Linked DNA regions of Homo sapiens: all the other regions are linked to region 1. Evidence: chromatin loops called from intact Hi-C (ENCODE). Cell type or tissue: PC-3. All regions are shown on one strand.

Region 1 (5,000 bases):
TCAATAGTTGTTTCTTCTGTGAGGGCATTTGCAAGTTTGGGCAAAAGCTGAGGCTCAGGCTTGGCACAGGTGGAGGAATTCCACTGCAGAAAACCAAGACGAATAATGCTTCTGAAAACTTCCGAATGGTAGATAGAGATCTGAAAGAGCGCAGACACATGACCCCAAAGGACATTTGCTGAGTGCTGAGGCAGTATAGGAAGTGGGGTGTTTATCTGTTCAGGGTGCTTAGGTGACAAAATCCTTCTATAAATACAACAGATTTGCAAGGTTATGAACCTGTTTGGGTGGAAGGTTAAAGGGCTTAATTTAAAGGATCCAAAAGATACACATTATATTACTGAAGAAGTAGAGACTCATTAGACTTTTCATCAAAACCCTGGTAAAGCCACAGTCAAAAAGGATGGGGCTGAAAGGGAGAGTAAAATTTTGCTCAATTTCTTGGTACTTAGGATAAAAGGTCCTGTTTTAAACCATGGCTCATCTCTTCCTCAAGATGTTTGACAGATATTGAAGCTACATGGGGCTGGAGGCTAAATAGTTAAGCTCAAACTCAGAAAAATTGAATTGAAGGGTTTAAGGTCTGAGGAGACACACATCTACCAAGATCACAATCAGAAGATCAGCGATATAGCAGAGGTGGGCTGAATCTATCTAAAACTACAATCCAGTTCTGACCAAGCTCAATTACTGATTAGATTTAAATGACCTGGCCAGCCACTGTGGCTTATGCCTGTAATCCCGGCACTTTGGGAGGCCGAAACAGGCAGATTGCTTGAGCTCAGGAGATTGACACCAGCTTGGGCAGCATGGCAAGACCCTGTCTCCACTAAAAATACAAAAAACTAGCCAGGCATGGTAGTGCATGCCTGTAGTCCCAGCTACTCAGGAGGCTGAGGTGGGAGGATCGCTTGAGCCTGGGAGGCGGAGGTTGCAGTGAGCCAAGATCACACCACTGCACTCCAGCCTGGGTGAAAGAGTGAGGCCCTGTCTCAAATAAAATAAAATAAAATAAATGAAATAAAAAAACCTTCCCCTCATATTATCTTCCCAAGAAAAGAAAGAACAATTCCCCTTGGGGAAAAATGACATTATAGTCATTATTTATAGATTTTTAAAATCTGTCATAAAATTTAAATTTAAAAAACCAAGAAACAAGATAATTTACCTCATAGTCAAAAGAAAAATTAAGCAAGAGAAGTAGAACCTCAGTTTATCCAGATAGTGAAATTTGTAAATAAAAATATTAAAATAACAATTATAGCTATGGTAAAACAGAGGAAAGGATGGTTAAAATAAAGAAATGAATGAAAAGATGCATAATGTAATAAACAACTTGAAGCTATAAGCATCAAATATACCTCCTAGAAATGAAAAATGCAATTATCTGAAACAAGGAATCCATTAGAACAATCTAGGCAATGCAAAACAAAAAAGATTAGTGAACTCAAAGACAAACCAATAGAAAAACATTCAAGCTGAAGAATGGAGGGGGTAAAGCATAGAAACAACAACAACAAAAGAGAAGAAAATTCATATGGGAGACATTCAATTGTAACATATTGTATTTGGATTTCCAGGAAAGGGTAGAAATGGACCAGTGAAGTATTCAAAGAAATAATGCAAATATTTTTTGGACTGATGAAAAGGAATAAATTGCAGACTTATAAATTCAGTAAACCCAAAGCAGGGTACCGTTCTTTTACTCTCTCCCTCTTTCTGTCTCTGTCTCTCTGTCTCTCTCTCTCTTTATCTCTGACACACACACGCACACACACACACACACACAGAGACACACTCCTAGGCAAAAGTAGGTTAAAACCATAAAGATCACATGGAAAATACAAAACATGAGCTACCAATATCAGTAACGTGAAAAGGGACATCACTACAGATGCAACAGATCTTTTAAAAATAATAACAGGATAATTGTGAATGACTTTATGCCAGTGAAATTTCCAGTAAAGTAAAATTTAAAAATTAAAAAAAAATCACAACCTATGAAACCTGACAAAGGAAGAAATTTAAAAATCTGAATTAAATATGTAATTATAAGACCTTCCTATGAGAATGACCCAGATCTGGAATGATTCACTAGTGAATTCATACATACATTTATGAATAAAATAGACCAATCTTATACAAACTTTTTTTAGAAACTAAGGGGAATAAAGGAAGTACTTCCTAACTCCTTTCTGAGAGCTTGGGACAAAACTTGATTCCATACCCTGAAAAGAAAATTTTAAAAAGAAATACTACAGACTAATCTTACTCATAAACTTAGAGGCAAAATTTTTTTTAAAAATTGGAAAAGTGAATTCGGTAATATGTAAAATGAGTAATACACCATTTAAACAAGGCTTATTTCATGTAGCCAAGAGTGTATTAATATTCAAAACTTAATGTGATTTACTTAACAGTAATATTCAAAACTTAAAGTAATTTACTTACAAAAACTTAATGTAATTTACAACACAGTAGAAAATCATGCAATCATCTTAATGAATGCAGAAAAAATGTGACAAAATTTAACACCTGTTTATGGTTTTAAAAACTTATAAAATCATGAATAGCAGAAAGCTTGTTTAAACTGATAAGCACATCTACAAAAAGAAAACCCCTCATATTTAATGGTAAAATATGGAAAATTTTCCCCAACAACAAAAATGAGGCAAAGACTATTACTATTTATGTTCAATGTTGAAACAGAGATCTTGGCCATTTGAACAAAGCTATAAAAGTAAAGAAAATAAACACTCAAAAGGCCTATTATAAAACCACAGTAATTAAGACAATGTCATATTGGCACACAAATAGACAAAATGACTAATGATACAGAATGGCATTGATATAGACCAACTCATGTATGCTTCCTGATTTATGACAAGGCAGCACTGCAGTGAAGAGGGGGAAAGGTAGCCATTTCATTAAATGGTGCTGGGTCAGTTAGATAACCATATGGACAAAATGAGTCATCCCAGAAGGTTGGAAAGCATGGAGCTGTTGTGACCTGGCTTGTTATTGTTACATCAGCCAAGTCTATTGCATAGTCTCAGCCACCCAGTGTTTCCAGCTTAGATGATCCAATGTTGTTAAAATAGTAAATTTTTTTTTGCATCAGGATGAACATATGGTGGTCTCTTCCCTGTTCATCAGGATGTACATACAGTGGTCTTTTCCATGCTCACTTCAGAATTCTACTTGAAATTATTTCAAAAATTGCCTGAGTACCTGCAGTGTTCTATTATAAATTTGGCATGAAAGAACAAAAGAGAGGGAATAGTATCAAACAGATACACACAAAGTGAGTAATATTTGTCTTGCCAACATAGACTGCACAATGAAAGAAAAAAAAGGAAGAAAAAGAAAAGAAAAATTTGTCAAATTTCCATGAATTTGGAATTCAATCTGAACCATATGTAGCTCCAGATTAGGTCATATTCTCATGATAAAATTACTAATTTTGTCTTCAATTTTGTCTGCTACTCAGTATTTCCATGATCTCTTATTAGCTGATCTCATGCATTATTTATTTGGTCTGTATCATTCGAAGATAAGGGACTTTGAAGCCCTGAAGTTTCACCAGGAGGTTTGGTACTCAGTGATTAAGGTACAAGTGGAAAGGTAAGAGAGTTGGGTACAGTGGCACACAGACTCTGGAACAAAGTCCCCTTACTTGCTAGCAGTGTGATCTTGGGCAAGTTACTTCCTCTCCCTGTGCCTCAGTTTTCTTGTCTGTGGAATGAGTTTAATAATAGGACCTACTTCATTAGGTTGTTGAGAATATTAAGAGAGTTTGAGGTTAAGGCACTTAATATATAGTGCCTGACACATAATTAGTCCTAAAAAGATATTAGTTACCATTTTTAGGTTGTAAGAACCATACAGAAAATTCTTGTCCTTTAGACACTGGCTTTTTCTAATTGCATATTAACCCAGGCTTTCCACAAATTGTGGTGATTTGGAACGAATTAGTATTTGCCCCTTTAAGCTCAGTTTTCCCATTAGCAGAGGGCAACTATGCCTTTCTGGTTTCCCATCAGAGGCCAGTTGAGAATAAGAGGCAGTAGAGCAGAGTAGCAAAGATCTTAGGCTTTGGAGCCAGTGGCCTTAGTTTAAAACTCCTCTGATGGTTTCCAGCTGTGCTACCTTGCAGTGAATGATCTAATTCCTCTTCTCATCTTTAAAATGGGGACGTAATGGCATCAACTTCATAAGATTGTCAGGAGAGTTAAATAAGAATGCATTTAAATTGTTTAATGATCAGTTTATGTGATTACTAATAGTCATTGTGCTATTATTATTATTATTATTGTTAACAACATTGGTCCCAACATAGAAATGCTTTGAATTCACTGGTAAGGATGCATTTGAATAATTCAAAGAACATTATTATCTTTCAATTTTCAATAGCAGAGACTTCTTTTTTTTTTTTTTTTTTTTTTTTTTTTTTTTTTTTTTTTTTTGAGATGGAGTCTTGCTCTTGCTTTGTCACCCAGGCTGGAGTGCAGTGGTGTGATCTTGGCTCACTGCAACCTCTGCCTCCTGGGTTCAAGTGATTCTCCTGCCTCAGCCTCCCAAGTAGCTGGGACTACAGGTGCGTGCCACCACACCCAGCTAATTTTTTGTGTTTTTAGTAGAGACGGGGTTTCACTGTTTTAGCCAGGATGGTCTCGATCTTCTGATCTCATGATCCGCCTGTCTTGGCCTCCCAAAGTGCTGGGATTACAGGTGTGAGCCACCGCACCCAGCCTGAGACTTCACTTCTTTTAGCATGGTGTTGGTTATGCTCCAGGCACTTGAGTCTTTACCCAATTAAGATATTCATTGCAGACTCTTTGCAGTTATTTGTTGACACAGGTAATGTACAATATTCAGGCTCTCACCTAGTTAAATATTAGACGTGGTCCATAAAATATGTGTATAAACCAAACTCTCTTTAAAATGTAGTGTATCATTCATTTGCTCCAGAGTTTATGGACTATTCTTACAGAGGATCA
Region 2 (5,000 bases), 230 kb before region 1:
TAAGGGAGAGGTGACTCTTGATAAAGTACATCAGGATGATTCAAGGGTATGTATTCAGTTCAAGCAAAGCAGCCCTTAAGTGTCTAATGAAGCCCTACCTAGGTAATAGCAAGAAACTAAAGGCTTATCTGGGAAAACAGCAGAAAACTATATTCTGCAACCAGTAGAATAGATGCCATGGAAACATCAGAGGAGTGGTGTGTGTGTGTGTGTGTATGTGTACTGGGGGATAAGGTGGGGTGCTGAGTGGAAGGAGCACCCCAAACAAATACTGCATGTTTACTTGTTTGCAGCAAATCCTATTAAGGAGAAAATCCCATTATTTATCATTCCTAAGCCTAAATTTTGATTCTTTGACCCCTGTAAATGCGTACTATTCCATAGGCCTCTCCTGCACTGTGTTGGAGGAGGGTAGCTGGTTGTTAGCAAATTTATGATGTATAAGACGTGATTGTAGTCCACAGGAAGTTAGTAAGCTATTTAGAAGGCAAGATATAACAAACAGGAAATTATCTTATCACTTAAGTTGTGTTTTGACTTCAATTTTATTTTAGTTAACAGTCAAATGAGTGGGAAATGGTGACAGATGATGGTCAAATGAGTAGGAGAGGAAGTAGACAGCATGAGTGAGTTCTGAGGAGGACCTACTCATGATTGGTGTAATTCTTCTGAAAAGGTGTTGTGTAAAGGGTAGATTGGGCTATCACTTTGAAAGATATGCTTAGATGGATGAAAGTCAAGTAGGGGAGAACTTAACATTCTCCAGATGGGAGAAAGAAACAAGGCATTTTTGTAAAGTGGGAAGGCTGGAGTCATATAAGAGAAGTGGAGGCAGAGAAGGCCAAAAGATCAAGCTGAGTCAAAACTGGGAAAACATTCACCGGTTAGGCTAAGGATTTTGAATCTTTGTTTCATAGCCACAAATGTCCTAAAGAATACTTCTGGACAATGTTTTTGTTACATTGCTGGCAACTGAGCTAAACAAAATGGTTGACACTTTTTCAGGTGATCTAAGTGGGTTAGCGGTATTGTGAGTGGGTTAGCGGTATTGTGAGTGGGTTAGCGGTATTGTGAGTGGGTTAGCCATATTGTGAGTGGGTTAGCGGTATTGTGAGTGGGTTAGCCGTATTGTGAGTGGGTTAGCGGTATTGTGAGTGGGTTAGCGGTATTGTGCACTATTTCATATATCCCTGCTAACCCGGGTAGATAAATCAAAAATTACTGAAGAGAAACTATAGAGCCTGATCATCCAAAATGATACTCTTGGGTTTTTCAATGTCTATCGTATGAACTTACTAAATGCACCCAATGAATTGGCAACACATTCTGTAAGTAGGACTCTGTGCCAGAATGAGGCTCATAATTCAGGCTAGAAAAGAAAAGTACCTGGGAAAATAAAGTCCAAGTGTTTCCATTGACCTCAATTACCCAAATAATGTGTGCAATGTTATCCAGCCAAAATGTAACAAAGGTGATCTGTTTTCTACTAGCTAAAGGTTTGTGAGATGACAGTGTTTTTAGGTCAGCTTTTCTCCTTATCTTAGAGTTTTCAAGCCTGTAGAATTTTCTTTAAAGGGAAAAACAAAAAACCCAGAACAATTACCCCCATTCAATCACAAAATCACCACCATCAGCCTTTCCATCCCTGTCCCTTTGGACAGAAGCAGAAACAGCCAGTTCTGCCTAGATTCCAGTTGCCCTGTTTTACCAGCACAATTACTTTGGCAGGAAGATAAGTAAGTGATTAAATCTGGGGTGGAGGCTAAAAAAATTAATGCTTGGGCAAATGATTTAACAGTGTCCTTGAGGTGCAGTGAGACAGTTGAGGCTGGATGGAAGTGGACTACACCAGTTTCCCTGTCGAGATCCCCTCTTTCAAAGCAGCAGTGCATAATTTAAACTTAGACCTGCAGTGGTGGAAGCAGTTATTACCACGGTTACAAAGTGTTAGCAGGATCGGCCTTTATCTTGAGTGTGATATAATTAGAGATTCTAAACAGAGTTAGTCAGAGGTGTGTGTTCTCTGTAAATACTGGAGTAACTAACTTTTAATCTTTTTATGTACATATAAATTTGATAAACAGAGATGTGGTAACCTTTTGAAAAAATGTCACTTGCGGTTGTAAGTCTAGTTTATAGCTAAATGTTTTCCCTCCTTCCCAGCAAGTTAAGATTATTTAATAGAGTGCCCTCGGGTTATAGACTACAGCAACTATGGAAACCCTGTAGTTTTATGCTTCAGTAACTGCAGGCATTATGTTTTTTTCACTGCCTCCCTCAAGTCACAGATTCCACCTTTGGGAACTATTAAAACATACAAACAAACAAACAAAAATTTTAAATGGTTTTGGGTGATGTTTTTCAACTTCAGGAATCTGGAAATGCTGAGAGTTAAATAAAAGTAAACATACTTATTCCCTCTTTTCTAGTAATTAAAACTCATATGCAAATTATGCAAGACTCTTAAATTAATTTAAAAATAAAAACTTACGGGGCCAACTGAAGTGGCTTAGACCCCAAAATTCCTGCTGTAGAACAGTCCTCAGAAAAAGAGTGAAATAAATGAGGATAGCGTGGCCCCAAGCATACGGCATGGTACCTGGCACAGAGTTGATACGTAACAACTACTGTATGAATTGAAACCATTTATAGGTTCAGGAAGAGGACATATAGGGATCAGAAGAAGAAATTGGCTTGATTTGCCTGTTTGTATTCCTGTGTTACATACAGCAACGTAGGACCAAAGTAGCCGGTTACAAAATGAGAAAAGCAAAAGAAAGAAAACTTTCACACGTTCTGGTGGAAACGAGACTAAAAACCTTTTCTCATTAAGTTTTAAAATCGAATTTGACTTTTTAAAAGTCAATTTTAAATTCAATTTTAAATTGAATTGACTTTTTAAACTGAGGACTTTTATATTACCAAGCCATATTAGATCTACATATTTTAAGTCATTCAAGCCATAGGACTAAAATCGGCCACTAGGCAAAACTATTGTGGTATAATGGTCAGAATCACATAAATAAACAGGTCATGCCACCTCCTTAATTTTTTTCCTAAGTTTCCTAGTTAGAAAAAAAAAAATCACTTGGCCTTATTTGATTTCTTTTCAATGGCAGCCACTAACCATTTTGAATATAGCCAAAGTGTACCATAAGTTACCCAAAAGAGGTAACTTTTCTTTCCATAGAGGACAAAATTTAATGAATAATTTGGAATTAACCCTGGTGACAAGCTTTAATCCCCTGGGAATGTTACCATTTCTAAAGTGCCTGTTATGAGTTGGTTGTTTCAATTTCATTGCCCCAATATCCCTAAGACAGGGGTCCTCAACCCCCAGGCCAGGGACCGGGACCAGTCCATGGCCTGTTAGGAACCGGGCCGCACAGCAGGCGGTGAACAGCAACAGCAGACATCCAGCATTACCATCTGAGCTCCTCCGCCTGCTGGATCAGCGGCAGCATTAGAGTCTCATAGAAGCACGAATCCTATTGTGAACTGCACATCCGAGGGATCTAGGTTGTGCGCTCCTTATGAGAATCTAACTAATGCCTGATGATCTGAGATGGAACAGTTTCATATCCCCTCTCTCCTCCATCCGTGAAAAAAATCGTCTTCTACAAAACCAGTATCTGGTGCCAAAAGGGTTGGAAACCGCTGCCCTAAAAGCTCTGTATCACAGCTATCGTTGATCCAATTTGAAAAGAAAACAGTTTTGTGGTGGTGAGGTGCCTTGGCCTAGACTACTGGTTTTCAAACTTTTTTCTTTTTCTTTTACTTTTTTTTTTTTTTTTTTTTGAGACAGAGTCTTGCTCTGTCGCCCAGGCTGCAGTGCAGTGGCGTGGCGCTATCTCGGCTTCACTGCAAACTCCACCTCCCAGGTTCAAGCGATTCACCTGTTCTAGCGTTTGACATTTCCTTTTACGTAATTGCAACTTCTAAACTAAAGATCAGATCATACACTGGCATATTTTTCTTATTCTTGTTTTATTCATTGTTGGTACTTTTCTGATTTGATTCCTCATGAAAATAACAAACAACATTTGTGGTAGCACTTTGGAACTTAAGCCTTTTACATCGTCACATTTTATTATTTATTTATTTATTTATTTTGAGACAGAGTCTCAGTCTGTCATCCAGGCTGGAGTGCAGTGGTGCAATCTCGGCCCACCACAACCTCTGCCTCCCGGGTTCAAGCGATTCTCCTGTCTCAACCTCCCGAATAGCTGGAATTACAGGCGCCTGCCACCACAACCGGCTAATTTTATTTTTGTATTTTTAGTAGAGAACGGGTTTCACCATGTTGGCCAGGCTGATCTCGAATTCTTGACCTCAAATGATCCGCCCACCTTGGCCTCCCAAAGTGCTGGGATTATAGGTGTGAGCTACCGCGCCTGGCCTCCTTAAGATTTTTCTATGACAGAAGTAAAAGAGGAAAGAGGACACTGTAGTGGTTGGATGGTAAATGAAAGAAAAACAGAGGCCAGAATTGAAACCCTGGAATTTGAGTTTCCCTATCTGTCTTACACTAACATCACTTAATTTACCTGAGTCTTAGTATTCCTATTGCCATAATAAGAATTCTACTACCACTTCCTCTCACTACTCTCACAGAGTTGTTTTAAAGATAATGTCTATAATCCCAGCTCTTTGGGAGGCCGAAGCAGGCGGATCACCTGAGGTTGGGAGTTCAAAACCAGCCTGACCAACATGGAGAAACCCTGTCTCTACTAAAAATACAAAAAAAAAAAAAAGTAGCTAGGTGTGGTGGCAGGTGCCTGTAATCCCAGCTACTCGGGGGGCTGAGGCAGGAGAATATCTTGAACCCGGGAGGTGGAGCTTGCAGTGAGCTGAGATTGCACCATTGCACTCCAGCCTGGGTGACAGAGTGAGACTCTGTCTTGAAATAAATAAATAAATAATAAAATGTGACAATTGATGTAAAAGGCTTAACTTCCAAAGTACTACCACAAATGTTGTTTGTTATTTTCATCAGGAAT
Region 3 (5,000 bases), 180 kb after region 1:
GAATAAAGATGAATATGTAGTAGTGAGAGAAGAGAGCCCTGCCAATATCAAGGCGTACTATGAATTCTCTAGAATTAAAACAGTATACTAACAATACAAAAATTGTCACAAACTAATGGGAGTTATTAGAAAATCCAGAAATATACCCAATTAAAGGTACAAATTTAATATGCTGTAAAAGCAGCATATCATATCATTGAGTTAAAGATGGACTATTTAATAAGTTGTGTTGAGCTAACTGGGTAACCATTTGAACAAAATAGCACTGGATCCTTTTCTCATATCATACTCCAGGACAAATTCCAGATGGATAAGCTATTTAAATGTAAAAATTTAAATCTGTGGTACTAGAAGTGAATTCCTTTACAACCTGAAAGTAAGAGAAGCTTTTCTATGACTGAAGTCTTAAAGACATAAGAAATTGGAAAGATAAATTTGATAAAACAAAAATTAAAACTTTTACACAGCAGAAGATTACCAGAATTAAACTAAAAGACAAATGACAAAATATTAAAATATTTTAAATTTTTAATCATAAAATTTTAACATGAAACACTTCTAAACATAGGGAAATTCAAAACACTAGCAATCCAATAAAAAAAAAATGGGCTAGATTAACGAAAAGAAAGTTCACAGAAAGAGAAATGCAAGTTACTCTTGACTACCATAACAGAAATACAAACCTACACAAAAGAAATCAAAGCTACATTGAGCTACCTCTTCTCAATTATTTATTTGTCAAAAGCCAAAAGTTTGAAAACACTCTGTGTAGAAGTCGTGAGGAAACAGTCTCAATGTTGTTGGTGAGAATAGAAAACAGAGGATAATTTTGCAACATATGCCAATATGATATATGCATCTACTGTTTCACTCAGCAATCCCACTTCTAGGAAGCTATCCACAAAGCCACACTTACACAATACACAAGGGGTACATGCACCAGATTGTACACTGCAAGACTTTCAAGTAGCAAAACACAGGAAACAACCCAACTGTCCTCTAGGAGTCTGACTGAATAATCTACAGCACATTCACACATGTAAACTGTGCAGTTCCACAAACGCACAGGGAGTCCCTCTATATAATACCAAGGCATGATTTTGATGTGTATGAAGTAAAAAGAACAAGATGAAGAAAAGTTGTTTTGGTGTATCACCACTCATATAAGACAGGTTGATATAGGAATACATTAAACTATCTGCTTATAGCTTAAAACAAACAATAAAATAATAAATCTTAATTTTTTAAAAAATCTGCATATATGACAGGAAAAAAAAGAATGGAGTGGACAGACCAAGAGAAGAAATTAGCTTTGTATGAATCTACCTCATTCTAGATATTTGCCTTTGAAACCATGTAAATGTTTTACATAATTATAAAATACAGTTATTTGTAATGCAATGTCAAGAAATTTAAAAATAAATAAATAGTCTTAAATATATAACAGGTACAAATATAGTTGGTGGCATAGTCACATGCAGAGAAACTAAACTATGTGACTCTAAAACACAACAATTTGTCTGCACATTCTGGAAGGGTGTACTCTAACGCTGTAATATGCTGAGGACAAAGACAACTTCCAAAAAATAAAGTTGTATACTCTTTTCTATAATTATATTGTTGGTATTAGCATTGATGTTGTTATTTCCAGACTGTTGTGTGTACATTATAGGAACAAAGAGATGAATATTTATGTGATACTCTAATTCTATAATCCCCTATATTATTGAGAACAGGATTACTGAATTGGAGAAAGAAGATAAAGACGTGATATCAAAATAGGTTAAGTGAAAACCTCAAGTAGTTGTGAATTTTAATTGGAAGATCGATACAAACTCATGATTTTTTATCTTTAAAACATATCTATATATTTCTTAGTACTGCCGACTAAGAAAGCCAACCCAGTAGCAATGATGACCCCTACAGACTAGACTGTAGCGTCCAAATACTTTTTCCCACTGAAACGAACCAGGGCTTCTTGTAGAAATGGTTGTGTACAGATATAGAACAGGAAATGTACAAATTAGACTGGAATTCTACCATATGAAAAGAACCCTCTAGAAGACAATAGATGTCTTGTAAAAGCACTCAGGAGCCACCCGAATCAGCTCCCGCTGGTCAAAGTGGGGGATAATTTGAACACCAATAAGGAGAATAACTGCAATGGATTGGCACATCCCAAGGATGTATTTCATGTATGCATGCCTGCATTTTTATATGTATGTATAATATATGAGATCACAATAATCTCCCCAAAATAAATAATCACACTAATTGATCATAGTTGGATGATGCTTACTACCTCATTATTTTGAAAACTAAAAAATACATAGAAAAAAATTCAGCATTTATTATTTTCCTATAGAAACTGTACCATTTGGAAGAAGAGTTGTAAATGAGGCATTTCTCTTTATAGAAGTTCCTAGCTAATGCATGAAAAAAAATGTTAGAATTAGACTATAAGAATTTTTCAAACCCCAATGAATTCACCTAGGATGTAGGTTGCTAACAACAGCATCTACAAACATCATAAAAAGAAAATAAGTCTCCCTCCAGAAGAAACTAAAGCTACCCACAAGCCTCCCCCTGCCCACAACCATACCACCAATTAATTTTCAGATTTATTTGATGAAGTCTTTACACATAACTATCGATTTATAGGAAGCTCAGAGGACAGAGCCGTGTGAAATACTATCTGCAAAATCCAGACTACAGACAGAATAGCCCAGTTTATTAAATGAATAAATTGCAAAGAGAGAGAGAAAGAAGCAGAGAGAGAGAGCAAGAGAGGGAGCCTATAAATTAAAAGTTATTTGAAAGACTTCAAATATCAACCTATTGTAACATGGAAATTATTTGGATCCGAATTCAAAGAATTTGTAAAAATTTAAAATACAAATAGTCACTGACTAGATATTTGATGATACTAAGAAACTACTGCTAATTATTTTTAAGTGAGATAATGGCACTGTGGTTTTATATTTTTGAGACCTTGTCTTTTAGAGATGCAAGCAGAAATATTACGGATGACATAATATGATGTCTAGGATTGCTTTCAAAATAACATGGGAGGAGGGTATCAGTGCAGAGATAAAATGAATTTGGCCATGAATTGTTAGTTGTTGAAGCCGGGGGTTGAGTACTAGCCAGATCACAATAGTGGTCTGTTTTCTTTTGTATGTTTGGAATGTTCTATGATTAATATTTAAGCAAGGAAAAAGATCTTGAATGTGAAGTATTTAGACAGTACCTGTCACATAAGAAACAATTACTTAGGGCCGGGCGCAGTGGCTCACGCCTGTAATCCCAGCACTTTGGGAGGCCAAGGTGGGCGGATCACCAGGTCAGGAGATCGAGACCACCCTGGCTAACACGGTGAAACCCCATCTCTACTAAAAAAAAAAAAAAAAAAAAAAAAAAAAAATTAGCTGGGCATGGTGGTAGGCGCCTGTAGTCCCAGCTACTTGGGAGGCTGAGGCAGGAGAATGGCATGAACCCGGGAGGCGGAGCTTGCAGTGAGCTGAGATTGCGCCACTGCACTCCAGCCTGGGCGACAGAGCGAGACTCCATCTCAAAAAAAAAAAAAAGGGAATATTCATTTAGTTATTGGTAATTAACTATTAATATTATTTTATTACTTTATAGATGAGAGTTCATAAGGTTAGTTTTCCCAAAGATATTTATTTTAAGTAAGGTATATACATGTGTATAAAACATACAGCAATTCAGTAAGTAATACATATATATGTATACCACAATAAAGCATTATTATCAGTATCACCTCATGTTCCATATCATTGGGCTCTTCAGAGGTATGGGTTATTGAGTTCAAGACTAGCAACCCACTTCACAAAATGGCTTTTGTAAAAAGATATTTTAGAATTCATTTATTGAAACATCATAAATTTTAACAAACACTATAATGAAATGTAATTGACCAATTTTATTATCTCTTTATAAGGAGATAATTACTCTTTATAAACAGTAATTTACTGTAATTTTACTGTAGTAAATTATTTTGTAAAAAGTAATAAATCATGAGAAATTGACATGTTTTGTTGTTCAGTTGCATAACCACTTTCTCTATTTGTCTCACTCCAACTGAAAATAAACAAGGTCTACCCCATGCAAAGCCCTGATGTATTGTTGCTTGCTTATATGCCCAACTTCCCCTTTCTGTACCTGTTTTCCCATTGTCCTGCCTGATAATCTTTCTTACAAACTCAGTCATCCAACACCCTCCTGCAATCTTCAGTCCCTATGCTATCAAAAGAGATCTAAGTGGTTTTCACTGGTCAAATTGGATATACTTTGATTCACACTAAATCATACCAAAAATCCTGCTTTAATCTGGTATTTACATTTTAAAGATTTTGTTTCTTTGTTTTATAGAAGAATACACTAAAGCACTTCTCTACTTTTATTAAGGGGAGATTTGGTGATCAGAAAAGATCTATTCAGGCCTGGCACCCTCTGTCCCAGGTGGTGGAGACAAAGCTCATCTCTAAGTCAACATAGGTAATAAAAATAATTTCAGGAAGGTGGCAATGGAGATGACATTCTAGGCAAAGCGAAAGGCAGACATAAGCACACAGCTGCAGGTGATATGCAAGTGCATAACTTGTTTGGGGAGAACGTTGTAAAGGATTTGGTGGTTGGGGGATTTATGCTTTAAGCTATAGGTCAGCAAACTGGAGCCAGAGGCCCAAATCCAGCCTGCCACCTGTTTGGGAACCATAAGCTAAGAATGGTTTTTACAGTCTTTAATGGTTGGAAAAAACATAAGAATAGTATCTAGTAAGATGTGAGAATTATATGAAATCCAAATTTCAGTGTCTATAAATAAATTTTCTTTGAGCACAGTTTACCTGTATTCTATGGCTGTTTTGTGCATGACAGCAGAGCTGAGTAATTGAAATAGAGACGACGTGGCCCGCAAGCCCTAAAATATTTTCTATCTTGCCCTTTACAGAAAAAGTTTGATGATCCCTGCTTTAATT

Evidence for each region. A loop is a pair of places that touch in the nucleus more often than their neighbours do. Peaks named below come from ENCODE experiments on the same cell type or tissue, not always from the same donor. Only the 100,000 strongest peaks of a DNase experiment are listed, where the experiment ranks them.
Region 2: it touches region 1 in a loop (13-fold over the local background); 1 of 110 quality-filtered maps calls a loop at or near these places.
Region 3: a loop joins it to region 1, with 3 times the contacts of the local background. A loop is called at or near these places in 1 of 110 quality-filtered maps.

Annotation. Positions count from the first base shown.
Region 1 is chr17:69,855,554-69,860,553 of GRCh38, reverse strand. All of the region lies in intron 4 of LINC01483 (long intergenic non-protein coding RNA 1483), which reads right to left. Among named protein-coding and RNA genes, the nearest start is that of LINC01497, 100 kb to the left of the region's middle. In PC-3, no CTCF peak of the experiment used is centred here; a DNase peak (open chromatin) is centred at 2,923; H3K27ac peaks cover 820 bases.
Region 2 is chr17:70,086,820-70,091,819 of GRCh38, reverse strand. All of the region lies in intron 1 of KCNJ16 (potassium inwardly rectifying channel subfamily J member 16), which reads right to left. Among named protein-coding and RNA genes, the nearest start is that of KCNJ16, 14 kb to the right of the region's middle. In PC-3, no CTCF peak of the experiment used is centred here; no DNase peak of the experiment used is centred here.
Region 3 is chr17:69,674,309-69,679,308 of GRCh38, reverse strand. The region is part of intron 3 of LINC01483 (long intergenic non-protein coding RNA 1483); the gene reads right to left. Among named protein-coding and RNA genes, the nearest start is that of LINC01483, 83 kb to the right of the region's middle. In PC-3, a CTCF peak has its summit at 1,927; no DNase peak of the experiment used is centred here.